Regions from separate parts of the Homo sapiens genome. Here region 2 is linked to region 1. A link is a contact called in ENCODE Hi-C data. All regions are on one chromosome and are shown on one strand. Each heading gives the region's core, a stretch centred on a gene start or an enhancer-like site at or near the end of the contact. The rest is flanking DNA. Distances are from core to core; before and after follow the strand shown.

The links. A loop is a pair of places that touch in the nucleus more often than their neighbours do. Pooled maps may share reads with other maps.
Region 2: a pooled map shows a loop between it and region 1 (8-fold over the local background). The contact joins the enhancer-like site here to the promoter of UGT8 in region 1. A Hi-C loop is called at or near these places in 5 of 37 single-sample maps with no recorded cell type and 3 of 50 pooled maps.

The regions. Positions count from the first base shown.
Region 1 is chr4:114,596,685-114,602,013 of GRCh38, reverse strand. It overlaps UGT8 (UDP glycosyltransferase 8), which reads right to left and starts at 3,207. Exons shown (of 6, transcript NM_001128174.3): 1 at 3,040-3,207.
Region 2 is chr4:113,314,744-113,320,072 of GRCh38, reverse strand. ANK2 (ankyrin 2) reads right to left here. Exons shown (of 46, transcript NM_001148.6): 25 at 2,264-2,366; 26 at 1,453-1,556. Among named protein-coding and RNA genes, the nearest start is that of MIR8082, 170 kb to the right of the region's middle. RefSeq lists an enhancer at 2,827-2,906. Within about 2 kb of position 3,037, at least 2 of the 41 ENCODE cell types and tissues checked have a DNase peak (open chromatin) inside an H3K27ac peak, as active enhancers do.

The DNA.
Region 1 (5,329 bases), core at 1,958-4,457:
AATAAAGCACGTAAACTGAAAGTGTCTGTCACAAAGTCTACAGGATTTACACTCGGGCAATAGCCCACATCATTTGATGGAAAAAAAGACAACAGATAATAGAGCAGCAGGGCCCACTCACAGTCTGACAGCAGCAGAAAGTGATAGCCAATAACAGAAAGAGGACCCAGAAAAAAAAAAAAAACATAAAAAGAAGAATGGTACTTCTGTCTCTATTCTAGTATTTCAACCCAGCAGGCTGAGACCATTTACTATAAACAAAAACAGCTCTATACACCTCAGCGAATAGCACTATTCAATTCTTTATGAATTCATAAAGACAACCCAACAAGAAAGAATAACTTATATCCAATATTCTCCAAGGGAACAAGGAAGACAGTAAGATTTAGAAATTGCTTGTGGGTTATAATGGCTCTTTTTTTTTAAGTTTCAGTAATAAACGGTGTGAAGAGTCAGCTACCGAGAAAATGTGCTTATGTAAATAAGTACCAATGCAGATGAGGTCAAATAAATGAGATACTATATCTTGCATAAATAATCAAAGTTCTCACTCTCCAAGGATATCTTAGAAATTCCCAGGTGTATGTTGGAAAATCCTAGTATGAATTAAAAAGCAACAAATTGATATTATTTGATAAACAGGTGCATGATTTTAAAAAGGATTTGAGGATTGAAGATGGGATTTTTAGCAATATTTAAATGGTAATGAAGCTGATAGTTGTTCATAAGGTGCAATAAAATGTTTTAATTTAAATTATTGGGAAATGTAAACTGTCAAAATCTTTAAACGAAAAGTAGTTTTTATCCAAAAAAATTGTCATAAGCATCTTTATTTACTGCATTGGTTTATTTATTCTAAGACGCGTACCAAGCTTAAATACAACAAGCATAGTCCTCTGGAAATCTTAGATTTAAAAAGAGTTTGAACCTGTATAGTAGTATTACCTGGAAAAAGTCAGAAGTATAGTTTCTGTTCAGTTATGCCCAACCTCCTAATAGAGTATCAAGCCTTTACTAAATATCGGGGCACTATGCTTTATTGTAGTTTTTAAAGACTTGTATAATACTAAGTCACACAACACTAGATGTCAACTTAACCTTGTAGGTGGCAGGCAAATCATACAATACTAGAGTGTTTTTCTCTGGCATTATCTAGAAGAGTTGCTGAACACAGACACATTCCTAAAGCAAAACCTCAAACCACCAAGAGACAGTTTCTATAGGAGAAAACTAAGCTGGCTAAGATTTAATTCAAGTAACACAAAGTTCTGGTCTCCTTTACCATATAATATTAAGATGCATGACTCTAATTTTAAAATCTCCTGGGGACAAAGTATGGTTACTCTTAACACTATTAAAATATTGGTTAAAGATAACCATTGGGTACTGGGCTTAATAACTGAGTGATGAAATAATATGTAAAACAAACCCCTGTGACATGTGTTTACCTATGTAACAACCCTTCACATGTACCCCAAAACCTAAAATAAAAGTTTTTAAAAAAGAAAAGAAAAAAGGGCACTTTCTATCCTTCCTTCAAATGGTGGTGATTTTTTTCTGGGGATATGTCAGAAGCACGCCAATTTTGAGTGAATATAGACGTTTTTGAACATGAAATTATCAGAAATGATAACAATTTGGCATCTAGCCAAACTCCCTAACATTCACGTCATTGATACTGAAAAACTGGTAGTACAAGGTGACAGCCTGAGGGGACTGAAGATTTTTGGAGTATTTGGAGTAGTGTGGTTTTTTTCTAATTTTTACCAATAGGATCCCCAGAAATAAAAGACTCTATCGTCACTGCTAACACTGGCTCATAATAAAGGTGATTCTCCAGAGCACGCCTGGTTTGATACCGCCACCCACTCCTTCCCTTGGCGACATTTTCCTGCTAAGAACGCCTAGTTAGCGCAATCCAGCCATTCGCGTTAGTTCTCAGAACTCTCTCAGAAGTTCTCTACCTTCTCTCCTCTCCCCGCCTAGATGCTGAAAGGTGATGGGAACTCGCGGTACAGGTACAGAGGCTATTCCTTTCCTAAGGAAGTGCTGCACAATGGCAGGTTTACCGTACTCAATTTTATAAACCCTCAATTAAACCAGAAAGCTTGTATATAGAGATTGGGTACCCCGCCCACCTCCTCAGATTGTCCTTTTGCCCCGACGCACTGCATCTACTTGCACTCTCCGATGCGGTTTGCCTCCTTCAAATCCAAAACACACATACCAGGCTCCCTCGCCGCTCCTCCAGTCCATGGAAGGCGCCCTTCTTTTTGCCAGCAGCGCGTCCTTCTCTCCCCGCCCGCAGGCGCTCACCTCTTCTCTAATCCCGGGGGCCCGCACAGGCTTCTCTAATGCAAGGGCACCCCGTACCATTCCCAAATCGGCGCGGGGACCCGTGAAACCCTGCCACCACTGTACACTGTCCATTGTCGAGAGTCGCGCGGGCACGCGGAAACGGCGGGCCCCGAAAAGTCTCAGCGAGCTTGTACAGCCCCAAGACATTCCCCACCCCCAACACATCCCGCTCTTGTTCCTCCTTAGGGGGAAGACGGAGTAAAGGGGAGTTGAAGAGGTCCCGAAGCTCCTCCTGGTCCCCCACCTCCATCCCTGCCCTGGCAGCTGGCTCTGGCCTCTGGGCTCCGCGGTGCCCATCCCTTCAGGGGTCAAGTACAAGGTCCTCGGCCGAATCGCCTCCCCGTTATACCCTCCCTCTGCCTTGAGCGCACAAACGCGAGAGAACCCTCGAACGGATGCCATATGGCAGAAACAGGATCGCGGGCGCTATGAGGGGCCAGCCTAAAAAGATCTCCTTCACACCCCCTCAACCCCTAGCCTTTCTCCCTACCCCGCCAACCCCCACTAACCACTTCTAACTTCCTCAGCCCAACCCTGTCTGTGCTTTCTAATTCCCACCCCCCCGCCCCTGGACAGCAGCCATTCGCCCGGCACTCACCTCAGGGAGCAAACAACGCCCCTCTCCTCCACCCAGACCGCCCCCCCTTCCGCCCTCTGGAACGGCGTGGTCCCTCCGCTCACCTCGTCTCTTGGCTGCCCCGCGCGAGTTTGAGTGTGTGTCTGCCGCGTAATTGTATCCGGGACAGAAGGGACCTGTGTTTGTGCGCTGAATCAGGTGTCGCCGCCTTCGGTGGTTCGGGGGCGTAAGGGAGGCTTCGGAGTTAGCGTGTTGGCTAAGGAGGGCTCTCTGGGTTCACAGTTGATAGCAATGCTTTAACCGTGTCCTCCCTCGGGTCCTCAGCGCGCCTGCTCGTCCGCAGCTCCCAGCGGGCGGCCAGGCCCCCCGCCCCCCAGCCGCGCCCCGCCCTGCGTGCGGCGAGCAGAGTCGGAGCGCGCCGCTGCCCTTCCGCACTTGGCTCAGCGGGGCACGACACGGGCCGCCACGCGCTCAGCCTAGCATCACTCGCCTCTGACTGCGAGCGCCTCCAGCTCCCCGGGCTGGGGCATGGATGCAGACGCGCCTTCGTACCACGCGCTCGCAGGCTGGGCAAGGGGCAGCGCGTTGGGATCCGGCCAGTCGTCCGCTGAGCGAGGTTGGCTTGCAGGCTGGGACTTTTCGCGAGCCCTCTGGGCGCTCGAGTTGCGAACTCTGACAACGGCACGTGGCCCCGCCCACTCTTCCCTCTTTGCGAGGCGTGTCCCGCGCCCTTTCTGCCACCACCCACGTAGTCCCTGTGCCCGCCTTTTATCATCAAGGCGGCTCAGTGAGCTCTGCGTGTTGATGTCGCGCCTTTTCTCATCTTCCTGCCTTTCCTGCCTCACTTCTGCTGAATCCATTCAAAAGTTATACTTGGGCAAGTGGGTGGAGGAGTTAGGAAAATTAAAAGAGGGATGCTTAGGTGAGCAGGTACCTGCACTGCCGCCAACCCAGGCTTCAATTCTGGCTCTCTTGTAGCGGAAAGCCTTAAAAAACGCGAGTTTGGGGATCCTGAAAAAAAGTAAATAGGGTTGCTGGGCTGAATAACATCCCTCCTCTCAGGCTCCTGCTGAAAGGGCCATTCATGATTTGCCTGGTTGAGCCTGTGGCGACTTTATTCTGACGAATCTGCCTTTGCCAGCAGCATAACCTTGCCAAGTTGGCGTCTTGACCAGCAAGCAACTGTGCCCAAGGAAGCCTCTCTGTGGTGCCTCAGACCTGAGAGGCCGAGTGCCTTTGAGCGCCTGAGGTAGATTGTGAGTTTCATGAAAACCGAGAAAGTCTAAGTGTGCATGTGCGTAAGATATTTTATATATATATATCTCATATATATATGAGATATGTCTATATAACGTGGACTGAATTGTTTATTGTTTATGTTTCGTGTCGAGCATAAATTCCAGAAGCTAAGATGCTTCCATAGCACACAAACGTTATGCGTTTAAACGTTGGAAATCAAAAATGCCATGTCAGGTCATTCTGTCCTTGTTCCAAAGTGAGATTCAGAAATAGGTTGGGATTTTCTGCCCTTAGATAAGAAAACGGAAATTATATTTTACTGTATATGTTATCAGTTAATGATAAATTAAAAAACTAATATACACTGCTGTTATTGTAAAATCCATATGCTCAAGAATGTTCATGGATGGAGAGATCTTCAAATGCCATTTCAAAAAAGAAAATGCACTTTTCTTCTTTGCAGATTAGGAATTTGAACATATTCCCTGTGCAAAATGCAGGGAATATTTTCACAGCCTTTGTACCTGATTACCATACTCTCTATTTATTTCTTATTTAAATTGCACTAGAAAACCTAAAGTAAATGAAATGTAACATAATAAAGAAAAGAGAATTTAGACATTTACTTTAAAAGCTTTATTTCTCAAAGGTCAAGCTTCAGTTTCAAGCTACTGTTTGATGATGCATATGTAAATTCTTGGTAAAAACTTGATCATTAGCAATTAAAACAACTTTTTTCTTTTATTATATAAAAATGTTTAAAATTGTTTCACCACATCCTTGTCCTTAAAATGGTGTAAACTGACCATTGTGTAAGGTTTTTGTCAGATTTTTGGATAGAAAAGGAGTATATATTATGTGTAGATATGTCCATGTTTATTGTTTCTCTAATCTATCTATTTTTGTCCACATTAAATACTGATTATTGAATTTCTCACAGCTCTACACAGTAAGGGTGTTCCATAATGTAAAACAAGTTTATTCAATCATCATATGAATAGTTGAAATACACTTTTGGAGTTTGAAATGATAAAAGCAAGAAATCAGTGAGGTTCATTTCACCGCCCCACCCCACTTTTCCTTTTTTTAATGCTCCCACCTTTAATTGTTAACATTATTGGCTAAGTGGTTGAATAAATGAATAATGAAAACATT
Region 2 (5,329 bases), core at 1,788-4,287, 1.3 Mb after region 1:
TCCTTTTTCAAAATATAAATGATTTATTTTGCAAACTGAAGTATTGGCATGCACAGATTCTTGTGTAAATTCAGTTATTATTAGTCAATTACATTTTACCTAAAACCATCTCATCACTTTGTAGGCTGCATATGAACTTTAAACACCTCATTATGATTTCTAGATTCTTATCTATGATCCTACAATACTCTACATCCAGGTCTTTTTCCTTCTTACCACTGTGAAGAAGTTCATTAGCAGAATGCAATGTTGTATCTTTTTAGTAATCTATAGCTTTCTTTTTTTAAAAAAGCAAGTAAATTTGAATGAAGTGTAATTTGTTTTTTATTCTCATGAATAACTGTCGCATTAGGAACTAGCCTCTACTTATTTAACAAGGAAAAAAGTATTAGGATTGTTTTCAATAACTATATAACTTATGTTATTGTATGAACCTTTACTTAGTATAAGATTAGTTGAAGAAGTCTAAAATTTTTAACTAAAATATGTTGGAACTCTTTCCTGAATAAAGAATATTTTAGAATAATAAAAATAAGAAAGGATCTACTTTTCCAAATAGTTCTGGGATTTATGGATAAGGATTTGGGGATAATAATTAAAATCAAAATATTGCATTTTGATATATAGCATATAAATAGGGCTTTAAAAATAATTAAATAAAAAATAGAAATTTTATATATAATTATGATATTACTATATTATTGCAAACTACTAATATGTAAGGAAGAAATTGGAAGAGTGTTACAATTTAAAACTCCTTAAAGAATTTATATTCCACATAACTGAACACCTTAAGAACAACTTTAAGTATGTTTGAAAGTATGACTCAAACTCCTATTTTTTAATGAGTTAATAAAAACAGGCAGCATTGCTTCAACAGTGGTGTGTATACTCTCTGAATGACTTTAAAAAGATAACTGAGAACCTGACTGATTGCGTTCAAATTCCCTTTTTGTTTATATCCCTACTTCAAACAATATATAAACTCCTCTATATATTTGTGTGATTCAAGCTTCTGTAACATTATTTGAAATGCATTAGCATCTGAGAAAGGCATTTATTTCATTGAACCAATCAGCTAATCCTAATAAATAGAAACTTTCTAGAAATCACATGATTCAGCCCCTCTTTTTAGGATGTCTTAAAGACAGTACGTGAATAGTAGGAAGGCCACTAGTATATTCCAGTTAGGTAGCAAGCTGTTTGACGCAATTCTACTAGTTGTTTTAAAACAATAGTCAGTTTTTTTAATGCTGAATTCAATCTTTTTTGCTGGTTTGTTGTTGTAGATATAGAGTCCATGTTGGATAAAGCAATGTTATTTACAAGTTTAAACAAAGGGCACCTCCACTGTAAAGCTAGCCACCAGCTAAAGCTACTGGACAAAGCTGTTGTTTTCACTCCCATCTCTTTTTACCTCTTGATCAGGATACATAATATTGATTTACTCACCCTGAATGAATAGGACTAGAAGAAAGAGCCACGTTGTCTAAGTTCTCAGTGCCCCAGCTTAGGCGATAAGAATTCCTTTCTGCCTCCTTGGCTAGAGTTGACACCTAAACACAAAGAACACTGGATTGAATAAACACACTTTGCTTCAATTAAAGTAAAATATAACAAAATATAAAAAGTGTCATCACTGGAAAGTGGTATAACCTAGAAAAACTTACACTTAAAATATAAAACCAATGTATTTACAATGAATCTTTTAAAATGCATTCTCTTTTAAACTGCATTATTTAAATAGATTATATAAGATTACATTCGTGTAATTGTCTTTGAAGACAGTAGGTATCCATCTATTTCCCTATACCCAATCCACCAAAAGTGATAAAATCATAACTAAAATTAAAATATTCCAGAATAAATTTTAAGCCTTTCTCATAGCTAACAATTTTAAATATTGAAAGATATAACTTAACCTGTACCATTCATCTTATACCTTAAATGCATCCTACTTCACTTTTTCCTTTAATGGAGATTTTATTTTAAAAATATAATGTTCATATATAATCTCCACAGAAGAATTCAGTATAGCTGAAGAAATAAGCAGTATGCTTTTTCAGAAAAACACTGCTCATTGAAAAAATCTAGTGAACATTTTTCATGTTTTAGGAAAACCCTCAAATCTCTTATCCTAGCTTCTCAACTGAATTGGGAATGATTTTGGGGGGATTAAAAACTTTCTCAGGACATTTCTAGCATCCAATAATGTTACAAAGCTCTCCAGAAAGCAAAGACATGAAGGCAAAATGTCACATACCTGGTGACTGGGAATCACAACTGAGTCATCCATCACGGCACTGTCCCTCAGGTAGGAGGCATGGCTCAGAGTGTGAGACCTGTCGGAACTGAAGGATCGAAGGCTGGTAGGTTGGCAGGAGGCCATGGCATATACCAACAGCAGTAGCAGGGTTGGGATGACAAAATGATGAGCCGAGCAGGAGAGTGAAAAAAGCGTGCTATTAGCTAACAGCACAACTTCCAGGGGGACACAAGTCTCTGTTGTCCTACCTTTTTGTCCAACAGCTGAACTAACACATCCTTTGACAGGTTCCTACCGCTCAATGGCAAGAGCACAAGGGAATCCAGAAGTTAAAATTTGATACTCCTAATCTGATTCATTTTCTTCCCAGAAATGTTTGAAACCAGCAACTGTAGTTTATTACTGCCAGTACCAGAAATTCACTCAGGAAATAATTCCAGGATAGATTGCTTAAATCTGTGTTAAATGTTAATCTCTCTGCAACTAAGAAAAATATAAGGAGGAAAGTAGATGGCCCTCAGAGAGAAGAACAAAATGAAAGCCCAGTTTCATTTTCGCTTATTATTTTCCATTCTCTCTCTATGCCTCTTTCTCCTCCTCTCTAAACTGTGAATGACTGAATGTTGGTGCATTCCCCTGGAAGGTACAGAGTGAAATGAACTGTGGCCAGATGCATGCTTCCTGCGGAAGTGGAGTTCCTCTTGTTTGTCTCTAGTGACTCCAACAATGCTATTATTTCAAACGAGAGCACTGTCCCCTTTGCATGTCCTGTGTGTGGTGACTGAAGCACCAGAGTGTTGGTTGCCGTGGTGATGAGATGCATGAGCACAAGAAACTGTATCTAAGCTCCAGCCCAGAACACAGACACACCTGCCAGCACAAAGACAAATTGCCAATGGCCACTGACCAAAAATGAGGTTTGGCTTCAAAATGGGATTTAGGCCTTGATAAACCATGCATTACATTTTTGAAAAATCTGAACTTCAAAGTTCTAAATTACACACTCATATGTAATAGGTAAAACTTGACATTTGCATAGATGCAATCTCATTCCTTTTAAATCAATTTGTAAAATCAAATGACAGATTGGTATCTTAAATAAGCTATATTTTATACACTGTAGCTCAAGTATTAAAGATCTGTGTTCAAAATATTAGCCCAAAGCCCATAAGGGAAAAAAAGGAGATACGCAAGCTTTCACAATATTTATAGAAGCAAACTTTCATTTACTTTTAGCTAGTAGGTGTTTGGCCAGTGAAGCACTGTAGAATTATGGACTAAATGTTAAATTAGCATATTTATTAGTAGAAACTATCTTCATTTTGCAAGTATATTTAATTTTGTAAGCCATGTACTATCATATCTATGAGGTGTCAACATAGCCCGCATCAATTGTCTTTGAGGAAATCATCACTTTGTAGGTAATTCATAGTAATCCAGGACCTTCTCCTTCTTATTTTACATGTAGGTATATTCCAAAAAAAGTCTTAAAGGGTAAATGACATGAATAAAAAGAGTTGATTGTCTGATCCTTGCGTTAACACATACATAAATCTGTGTTTACAATAAAACAAAATCTAAATATAACCTGAGAATTAACTATTTTATGTTATGTAGGCTCTTGGAGAAGATTGAGGCTCTTGACAGAGCCTTAGTAATTTCATCAACAAGAGTTTTAGCTCCAGCAATTGGAGGCTACTTATATTACAGATGGTTTTACATTTAGCTTTTGATAGGGGATTAGATTATTGGGAAAAGGGTTAATCTCAGCAAAAGCTTGTCTCAGCTGGTGGAATGGATAATTTGTTTTCCTGCTGTAAATCACAAAGATAGCTAAGATCCACTTGGATGTGTTTTGTACCAGGTGGCACGAGATCAGCAATTCTTTTTTTTTTTTTTTTTTTTTTTTTGAGACGGAGTCTCGCTCTGTCACCCAGGCTGGAGTGCAGTGGCGCGATCGTGGCTCAGTGCAAGCTCCGCCTCCCAGGTTCACCATTCTCCTGCCTCAGCCTCCCGAGTAGCTGGGACTACAGGCGCCTGCCACCACGCCTGGCTAATTTTTTTGTATTTTTAGTAGAGACAGGGTTTCACCGTGTTAGCCAGGATGGTCTCGATCTCCTGACCTCGTGATCCGCCCACCTTGGCCTCCCAAAGTGCTGGGATTACAGGCGTGAGCCACTATGCCCGGGCTAGATCAGCAACTCTTAAATTCTATTCACCTTTATTTTGTTTTGAATTTGGCTAAGGAAGGGAAAATAGTAGAGGAGCCAACCTCTTCTGTTTCTAATACAGCTGTTCTATGGGCTCAACCGTCTTCTGGAATAGCAGAAACACCGGTCTCAAAGGGAAAATGAAAATTTAGCTTGAATGAGAACAAACTGAATGGTAAATAATGGTACCTCAAATAAAACCTTGTGACGTGGCTGCCAGATTGCAAAGGTCTAAACTTTGAAAGAATCAATCAGGTCTCAATTGCCACTCTCAAGGAGTGACTATGGCTAAGTAGACAAGTCTGTCTATTTCAGGAATGTGGTATTAAAGAGCCCATTGGGCTATGAAAGTAAAGTCGCACTTTGCAATCGGTATATCAGTCATACAAGTGAAATTTTGATATCCATTTAGTTGATACCTGAGTCTATCTCTCAATTGGTTTTGTACTGAGAGGAATAGAGAGGTGTTGGTGTTTTTTGTCTTTCCTAAAACCCCAACAGGAAAGAAATACAGAGGGATAAGAAAAGAAAGAAGGAGACAAAGTGATATATAATCACAAAAAATTGATTAGAGTAGAGAGAGAAAGATATTAGGATATGTACACAGAGAGTGAGAAAAGTTGGACAGAGAGAGGGAGCAACAATGAATAAGTCAAAACCATATATAGGAGTGTCTCTACCTTTCTATGGGTTGTATTCTAGCCTCCTCTACTTACTTACTGCCTTCTGAAATACTAATTGGTTGTTTAATCAATGTGTATCATTTCTAACTGCTTTTTTAAAAATGATGTCGTATAATCTACTTAAATGAAATAAAGATGGACTATTCCAACACCAGAGAAGTTATTCGCTC